3 separate regions of the Homo sapiens genome follow, and regions 1 and 2 are each linked to region 3. A link is a contact called in ENCODE Hi-C or POLR2A ChIA-PET data. All regions are on one chromosome and are shown on one strand. The core of a region is the stretch at or near the end of the contact, and the rest is flanking DNA. Distances in the headings are between cores, read along the strand shown.

The links. Hi-C counts contacts between places; a loop is a spot of excess contacts on that map. ChIA-PET counts read pairs that join two places held with the same protein, here RNA polymerase II (POLR2A). Pooled maps may share reads with other maps.
Region 1: a map of endothelial cell of hepatic sinusoid shows a loop between it and region 3 (5-fold over the local background). The contact joins the enhancer-like site here to the promoter of LINC01315 in region 3. A Hi-C loop is called at or near these places in 1 of 168 maps with a recorded cell type or tissue (endothelial cell of hepatic sinusoid) and 1 of 50 pooled maps. POLR2A ChIA-PET finds 5 or more read pairs at or near these places in 3 of 52 experiments (HepG2, T-cell and activated CD8-positive, alpha-beta memory T cell).
Region 2: a loop to region 3 is called in a pooled map, with 4 times the contacts of the local background. The contact joins the enhancer-like site here to the promoter of LINC01315 in region 3. A Hi-C loop is called at or near these places in 6 of 50 pooled maps. POLR2A ChIA-PET finds 5 or more read pairs at or near these places in 4 of 52 experiments (B cell, H1, activated CD4-positive, alpha-beta T cell and 1 more).

The regions. Positions count from the first base shown.
Region 1 is chr22:42,118,941-42,121,640 of GRCh38, reverse strand. The region is part of intron 3 of NDUFA6-DT (NDUFA6 divergent transcript); the gene reads right to left. Among named protein-coding and RNA genes, the nearest start is that of CYP2D6, 11 kb to the left of the region's middle. Within about 2 kb of position 1,385, at least 6 of the 41 ENCODE cell types and tissues checked have a DNase peak (open chromatin) inside an H3K27ac peak, as active enhancers do.
Region 2 is chr22:42,213,486-42,216,185 of GRCh38, reverse strand. TCF20 (transcription factor 20) reads left to right here. Exons shown (of 6, transcript NM_001378418.1): 2 at 845-2,700. The coding sequence starts at 881. Among named protein-coding and RNA genes, the nearest start is that of TCF20, 56 kb to the left of the region's middle. RefSeq lists an enhancer at 704-1,203. Within about 2 kb of position 1,450, at least 4 of the 41 ENCODE cell types and tissues checked have a DNase peak (open chromatin) inside an H3K27ac peak, as active enhancers do.
Region 3 is chr22:42,367,946-42,370,645 of GRCh38, reverse strand. It overlaps LINC01315 (long intergenic non-protein coding RNA 1315), which reads left to right and starts at 1,438. Exons shown (of 2, transcript NR_120597.1): 1 at 1,438-1,588. LOC124905126 (a long non-coding RNA gene) reads right to left here and starts at 1,154. Exons shown (of 2, transcript XR_007068114.1): 1 at 942-1,154. RefSeq lists a silencer at 1,242-1,401 and enhancers at 1,109-1,403, 1,772-1,891, 2,184-2,700.

The DNA of each region.
Region 1 (2,700 bases), core at 136-2,635, 250 kb after region 3:
GTCTCGAAGTCCTGGACTCAAGCGATCCTCCCATGTTGACCTCTCAAGTAGTTGGGATTACAGTCATGAGCCACTGTGCCTGACCTAGCTAATTTTTTTCTGATTTATTTATTTATTTTTTGTACAGAGTCTCACTATGTTGACCAGGCTGGCCTGGAACTTCTGAGCTCAAGTGATCCTCCTGCCTTCGCCTCCCAAAGTGCAGAGATTATAGGTGTAAACTATCACGCCTGGCCTGTTTACATAGTTTAATAATGTAAATCTTCAATACCGATCTAATAAAAATTGAAATATGCCTTTTAGAATGGCTTTCAAAGATAACAAATGCTGGAGAGGATGTAGAACAACTGGAACCTCTCGGTTATTGCTGGTGAGACAGCCGCTTTGAAAAAGTTTGAGTTTCTTACAAAATTAAACTTACACTTACACTTACCATATGACCCAAAAATTCCACTGCTTGCTCTTTACTCAAGTATAAGGAAAATCTATGTACACACAAAACTTGTACGTGAATATTTATTAATAGTCATTTTATGCCCCAAACTAGAAATAGTCCAAATGTTCTGGAACATCCATACAACGGACCACCACTCAATAAAAGGAACAAACTACGGATACACGTGACTAGATGAATCTCAAATGCTTTGTGCTAAGTAAAATAAACCAGACTGAAAAGGCTACCATACGTTTCCATTTATATGACAATCTTGCAAAGTCAAAACCACAGGAACAGGAAACTGTTCACTGATTGCCAGGGTGTGGGAGTAGGAGGAAGGGCTGACTACAGGTGACTATGGAGGATTTTTTTTTTTCTGAGACGGAGTCTCTGTCGCCCAGGCTGGAGTGTACTGGCACGATCTCGGCTCACTGCAACATCCACCTCCTGGGTTTAAGGTATTTTTAGTAGAGACGGGGTTTCACTATGTTGGCCAGGCTGGTCTCAAACTCCTGACCTCAGGTGATCCACCCGCTTCGGCCTCCCAAAGTGCTGGGATTATAGGCGTGAGCCACCGAGGCCAGCCACTTTTTTTTTTTTTTAAAGACAGAGTCTTGCTGTGTCACTCAGGCTGGAGTGCAGTGGCGTGATCCCAGCTCACTGCAGCCTTAACATCCTGCACTCAAGTGATCCTTCTACCTCAGCTTCCTGAGTAGCTGGGACCACAGGCACACCTCACCACACCCAGCTAATTTTTAATTTTTTTGTAGAGACAGGGTCTATGTTGCCCAGGCTGGTCTTGAACTCCTGGGCTCCACCAATCCTGCCTTGCCCTCCTCACAGTGCCCGGCCCTTAGATTCTCTCTTTAACCTCTAACTCCACCCCGTCTTCCTCACTTTCAGCAGAGAGCATAGGCACCATCAGATGGGCATTTCCTCAACTTGCTGCCACCAAACCCATTCACTCACCGGCTTCTCATAGGCCATTTCCTCTTCCAGGGGATGAGGGGAGGAGGCTCCCCTCCCTCTCCAAAGCTAGCCCTACTCCTGTGCCCCATTTCATCTGGTCTTCTCACCTGGGCATTTGGAGATCTCGTCTCACCTCAATATTCTCCTTTTCCTTTTTTCTGGCTCCTTCCATCAGCATCTAAACACATTGCTGATCTCTTCTATTAAAAAGAAAAAAGCCCTTCTCCCTTGAACCCATATTCCTTCTCCAGCTAGCGTCCTGACCCCTACCCTTCACACCAGTCTCCTGAGAGCGGTGTTGGCAGGGGGGTGTGTTTACTGCTTTCTACCTCTCCCGCGCTCCACAACCCACTTCAACCTGCATCTGTCTCCATAAGCCTCTGAAACCCCTCTCACTGAGGTCACCAGTACGCTCCTAGTCACCAAACCCAGATGACTCTTTCCTTTTTTTCTTTTTTTTTTTTTTTTTGAGACGGAGTCTCGCTCTGTCGCCCAGGCTGGAGTGCAGTGGCGTGATCTCGGCTCACTGCAAGCTCCGCCTCCCGGGTTCACACCATTCTCTTGCTTCAGCCTCCCGAGTAGCTGAGACTACAGGCGGCCCGCCACGAGGCCCAGCTAATTTTTTTGTATTTACTAGCAGAGGCGGGGTTTCCCCATGTTAGCCAGGATGGTCCTGATCTCCTGACCTCGTGATCCGCCTGCCTCGGTCTTCCAAAGTGCTGGGATTACAGGCATGAGCCACTGCACCCGGCCCCAGCTGACCCTTTCTTTAACGACCTCGCCTTTTCTCTTGGCTGCTTGACCTCTCATGCTCTGGTTTTCCTCCTGCCTCCCACTCCTCTCTCTCTCTATCTCTCAGTCTCTATCTCTGTCTCTCTTTCTGTCTCTGCCTCTCTCAGTCTCTATTTCTGTCTCTGCCTCTCTCAGTCTCTATTTCTGTCTCTGCCTCTCTCTGTGTATCTCTATCTGTCTCTCTCTCTGTATCTCTGTCTCTCTCTGTATCTCTAGCTCTGTCTCTATCTCTGTCTCTGTCTCTGTCTATCTCTCTGTATCTCTAACTCTGTCTCTGTATCTGTTTCTGTCTCTCTATCTCTCTTTGTCTCTCTGTCTCTCTCTGCCTAAATCTCAGTGTCAAGTGTTGCTCCATGTCCTGCTGACGACAAAGACTCTGAACTTCCACCTCAGACACTCACTTCTAGGCCTTTGCATGTGCTGTTATCTACCTAGAATGTGTTTCTCCATGGCTTTCAGGAGGGCTCCCCTGACTACCTGAGTTCACGTGGGGTGGCCCTCCT
Region 2 (2,700 bases), core at 201-2,700, 150 kb after region 3:
GCCAGGTGTTTGATGCTGCAGTGAACTACGACTGTGCCCCTGCACACTCCAGCCTGGGCAAGAGTGAGACCTTGTCTCAAAAAAAAAAAAAAAAAAAAAAAAAAAAGGATTTGGTTTTTCTTACCCCACACCCCCTCCCCCGCATAACTGGGAGGCTTATTGAAAAATTGCTGTTTTTCATTGACAGTAATAACACAGCCCCATATTTTAATCTGGTTGAGTTTGGGGGCTCATTTGTCTAATAAGGCATTATTAGATATATGAGACATACATGTTTTTGCTGTATTGGGTTTGTATGCACTCAGAGTGCTGCTTTTCATTCTACTACAGATTCTTGCCTCACTCTTTAGGCCATTTCTCTGCATATGTGCATTTTCAGAAGTGGATAGGATAAAATATAAAAGATGAAATTCAAGGTCAGGCGTGGTGGCTCATGCCTGTAATTCCAGCACTTTGGGAGGCCGAGGTGGGCGGATCACGAGGTCAGGAGTTCGAGACCAGCCTGGCCAGCACAGTGAAACCCTGTCTCTACTAAAAATACAAAAAATTAGCCGAGCCTGGTGGCCATGCGCCTGTAGTCCCAGCTACTCGGGAGGCTGAGGCAAGAGAATTGCTTGAACCCTGCAGGCAGAAGTTGCATTGAGCTGAGATCGTGCAATTGCACTCCAGCCTGGGTGACAGAGTGAGACTCTTGTCTCAAAAAACCAAAAAAAAAAAATAGAAATTCAAACCAGTCAGCTTCATCTGGGCCTCTGATTCATCTTTATTCCCTCCATCATCTAGACTTGATTTTATTTGTACCAAGGAGATGCGTGTCTAATGTTTTTCTTTCTTCTATTTCTAGGAGGGCTGTTGGCCTGCTGCTGTGCTGCTGAACAGTATGCAGTCCTTTCGGGAGCAAAGCAGTTACCACGGAAACCAGCAAAGCTACCCACAGGAGGTACACGGCTCATCCCGGCTAGAAGAGTTCAGCCCTCGTCAGGCCCAGATGTTCCAGAATTTTGGAGGTACAGGTGGCAGTAGTGGCAGCAGTGGCAGTGGCAGTGGTGGTGGACGACGAGGAGCAGCAGCTGCTGCGGCAGCGATGGCTAGCGAGACCTCTGGCCATCAAGGTTACCAGGGTTTCAGGAAAGAGGCTGGAGATTTTTACTACATGGCAGGCAACAAAGACCCCGTGACTACAGGAACCCCACAGCCTCCTCAGCGAAGGCCTTCTGGGCCTGTGCAGAGCTATGGACCCCCCCAGGGGAGCAGCTTTGGCAATCAGTATGGGAGTGAGGGTCATGTGGGCCAGTTTCAAGCACAGCACTCTGGCCTTGGCGGTGTGTCACATTATCAGCAGGATTACACTGGGCCTTTCTCTCCAGGGAGTGCTCAGTACCAACAGCAGGCTTCCAGCCAGCAGCAGCAGCAGCAAGTCCAGCAGTTGAGACAACAGCTTTACCAGTCCCATCAGCCCCTGCCACAGGCCACTGGCCAACCAGCATCCAGCTCATCCCATCTACAGCCAATGCAGCGGCCCTCAACTCTGCCATCCTCTGCTGCTGGTTACCAGTTAAGAGTGGGTCAGTTTGGCCAACACTATCAGTCTTCTGCTTCCTCCTCCTCCTCCTCCTCCTTCCCTTCACCACAGCGTTTTAGCCAGTCTGGACAGAGCTATGATGGCAGTTACAATGTGAATGCTGGATCTCAGTATGAAGGACACAATGTGGGTTCTAATGCACAGGCTTATGGAACACAATCCAATTACAGCTATCAGCCTCAATCTATGAAGAATTTTGAACAGGCAAAGATTCCACAAGGGACCCAACAGGGGCAGCAGCAGCAGCAACCGCAGCAACAACAACACCCTTCTCAGCATGTGATGCAGTATACTAACGCTGCCACCAAGCTGCCCCTGCAAAGCCAAGTGGGGCAGTACAACCAGCCTGAGGTTCCTGTGAGGTCCCCCATGCAGTTTCACCAGAACTTCAGCCCCATTTCTAACCCTTCTCCAGCTGCCTCTGTGGTTCAGTCTCCAAGCTGTAGTTCTACCCCATCTCCTCTCATGCAGACTGGGGAGAATCTCCAGTGTGGGCAAGGCAGTGTGCCTATGGGTTCCAGAAACAGAATTTTACAGTTAATGCCTCAACTCAGTCCAACCCCATCAATGATGCCCAGTCCTAATTCTCATGCTGCAGGCTTCAAAGGGTTTGGACTAGAAGGGGTACCAGAAAAGCGACTGACAGATCCTGGGTTGAGTAGTTTGAGTGCTCTGAGTACTCAAGTGGCCAATCTTCCTAACACTGTCCAGCACATGTTACTTTCTGATGCCCTGACTCCTCAGAAGAAGACCTCCAAGAGGCCCTCATCTTCCAAGAAAGCAGATAGCTGCACAAATTCTGAAGGCTCCTCACAACCTGAAGAACAGCTGAAGTCCCCTATGGCAGAGTCATTAGATGGAGGCTGCTCCAGCAGTTCAGAGGATCAAGGCGAGAGAGTGCGGCAACTAAGTGGCCAGAGCACCAGCTCTGACACCACCTACAAGGGTGGAGCCTCTGAGAAAGCTGGCTCCTCACCGGCACAAGGTGCTCAGAATGAACCCCCCAGACTCAATGCTAGTCCTGCCGCAAGAGAAGAGGCCACCTCACCAGGCGCTAAGGACATGCCATTGTCATCCGACGGGAACCCAAAGGTTAATGAGAAGACTGTTGGGGTGAT
Region 3 (2,700 bases), core at 189-2,688:
CACCAGCATGCTCAGCTAATTTTTGTATTTTTTAGTAGAGATGGGGTTTCATGATGTTGGCCAGGCTGGTCTCGAACTCCTGACCTCAGGTGATCCACCCACCTCGGCTTCCCAAAGTGCTGGGATTACAGGCGTGAGCCACTGTGCCCGGCCGAAGTAAGTTTTTTTGTTTTTGTTTTTGTTTTGTTTTGAGATGGAGTCTCACTCTGTCACCCAGGCTGGAATGCAGTGGTGCCATCTCGGCTTACTGCAAGCTCCGCCTCCCGGGTTCACGCCATTCTCTTGCCTCAGCTTCCCGAGTAGCTAGCTGGGACTACAGGTGCCCACCACCACGCCAGGCTAATTTTTTGTATTTTTAGTAGAGACGGGTTTTTTTTTTTTTCTGTCACCCAGGCTGGAGTGCAAGTGGTACAATCATAACACTGCAGCTTCCAACTCCTGGGCTCAAGTGATCCTCCCACCTCAGCCTCCCAAGTAGCTGGGAGTACAGGTGCACACCACCATGCCCAGAAAACTTCTTAATTTTTTTTTTGTAGAGACGGGGTTTCGCCATGTTGCCCAGGCTGGTTTCGAACTCCTGGGCGCAAGCGCTTCTCCCACCCTGGCCTCCCAAAGTGCTAGAATTATAGGCGTGAGCCACAGGACCTGGCAGTAATAACCCATCTTCTAACCTATCTTGTGCTCTAACACAACACTCTTGATAGACGGGAAACTGAGCTCTGACACTGCACAGGGCATCACTGTGTAGAGGATCCGAGATCCAGTAATGTAAGCATGTCCCAGCATCAGCTCAGCCATTCATCCCCACGTGACCGAATTTCGCTGCACCTCGGTTTCCTCATCCTCGGGAGAGAATAGTAATATCTCCTAGGGATGTTGCCAACATTAAAGATAGCTCTAAACACCTGTATGCATATTTTCCACGAATTCATTCAACTAACCGTTTTGAGCACGTACTGTGTGCTAGGCCCTGGGGAGACAGTGGTGAGCAGCACGAACCCCATGTCCCTATCTCCAGGTGCTGTTTGGTAGAGAAGGACAAGGAAATGCAGGTAGCGTTATGATAGGGACCACGGAAGCAGAGAGGAAAAGGCCGCAGAGTTCAGGAAGGTCCGAAAGAGCAGCGGCCACCGCCGGAGCGAAAAGGCAAAGAATGAAATCCACAAACCCCCACCCCTACGGCCTTAGTCCCTTCTTTGTCTCAGCCAATCAGACGTCAGCAGTGCTGGCCGACCGACCAATCAAGAGCTGGAACAGGAGCCCTAGTCTCAGGCCCGGTTTCCGCGGGGAGGGCGGCCGGAACCAGCGCGCCCCGCCCCTGCCCCGACCACGCCCCGCCCGCCCCGGTCCGGCCCCTCCCCAGACCACGCCCCGCTGCAGCCAGCTTCGCCCGCCCAGAGCCCCGTGGCCAGCGGCCGGCCGCGGGGCCTTTTTGTCCTGAGGGCCAGAGAAAGGGAGAAGGGGGTGGGGGGACAGCCACGTGGCCGCAGGAGGATTTACAACATTTTCTTTCGCCATCGATGTTATCGCAAAATGTGTGAGAGAAGCGGCTGCGCAGCCCGGACGGGAGCGTGAGGGTGCGGGCCAGGTAAGCAGCCCCGGCGGTTTCGCCGCATACGGGACTGCGGGGCGACCGCGGGCACCAGCCACGCGCAGCGGCTCCGCGGGGTCTCGGCCGGGTCCGCGCTCTGAAGGATCTCGAGAGCCATGGATGGTGCAGGCGGGACCCTCGAGCTGCAGCATCTCCGGTGACCCGGGGTTGCCGAGGAGGTGGAGACCAGCACAGGTGGTCCGGCCCGGGCGCCTCCGAATCCGGGGGTGGTCAAGACGGATCCCCAAGGCTGAGGTCGGCAGTCCCGGGGACTCGCAGCTGTTGAGCCTGTGGAGACGCGGCCCCGTGACCGAGGCACCCTTCAGCAACCCGGGGGCAGGTGAGACCGTGTAGACTTGCGCTTGCGGTTGAACCGCGAGCAGGTGTAGACGCGGGCGGGTTCTGGACGCGGAAAGTTTGCCAGAGCGCGCTGAGCGGGCTGGCGGGGAGGAAGGGTCTGGGCGTAGGCGGAGCCGCGCCTCCGAGGGGCCAGGCGCACATCTGGGGCGGGGACGGGACCCACCTGTCGGGTCTCAGCCGCATCCCAGGGCGGAAGCTCCTTGGGCGAACTCCAAACTCCAGCCTCAGCGGCTGGAATTCGGGTGCCCCCCTTCCTCGGGAGCTGGAGAAACTGCAGCTGAGGCGGGAGAGGGATTTGGGGCGACAGAGCGAGACCAAAGGGGGCTCATTTTGAGACTTTTAGACGGGATCATCAAGCGCTCACTCTGTCCCTGGCTCCGGGGAAGCCTGGGGAGTCTCCACCTCACTTGTGAGGAAGCTGAGGGACGAAGAGGCCAATTTGGCACCCGTCCCACGCTCGTAATCAGACCCAGGGACTCAAACCCCATTTGTCCTGGCTCCTCTTCTTCCACCTCCGCCTCAGTGAGGAGAAAGGGTGCTAGCCATGGGGGTAGTGCAGGTGAGACCTGGGGCTGGGATGCAGGGAAGCCCTGGATTGAGACCTTCGGATCTGCTGGGGGTGGATCCCACTCCCTCTCTGTAGCTCCAGGTGGCCCCGCAGCACTGGGTGAGAGAATGAACGCAGGAGGGAAGCTGGTGGCAGAGTACTGGGCAGGGGGTGCTAGTGCCCACCTGCTTTGTGTCCGGGG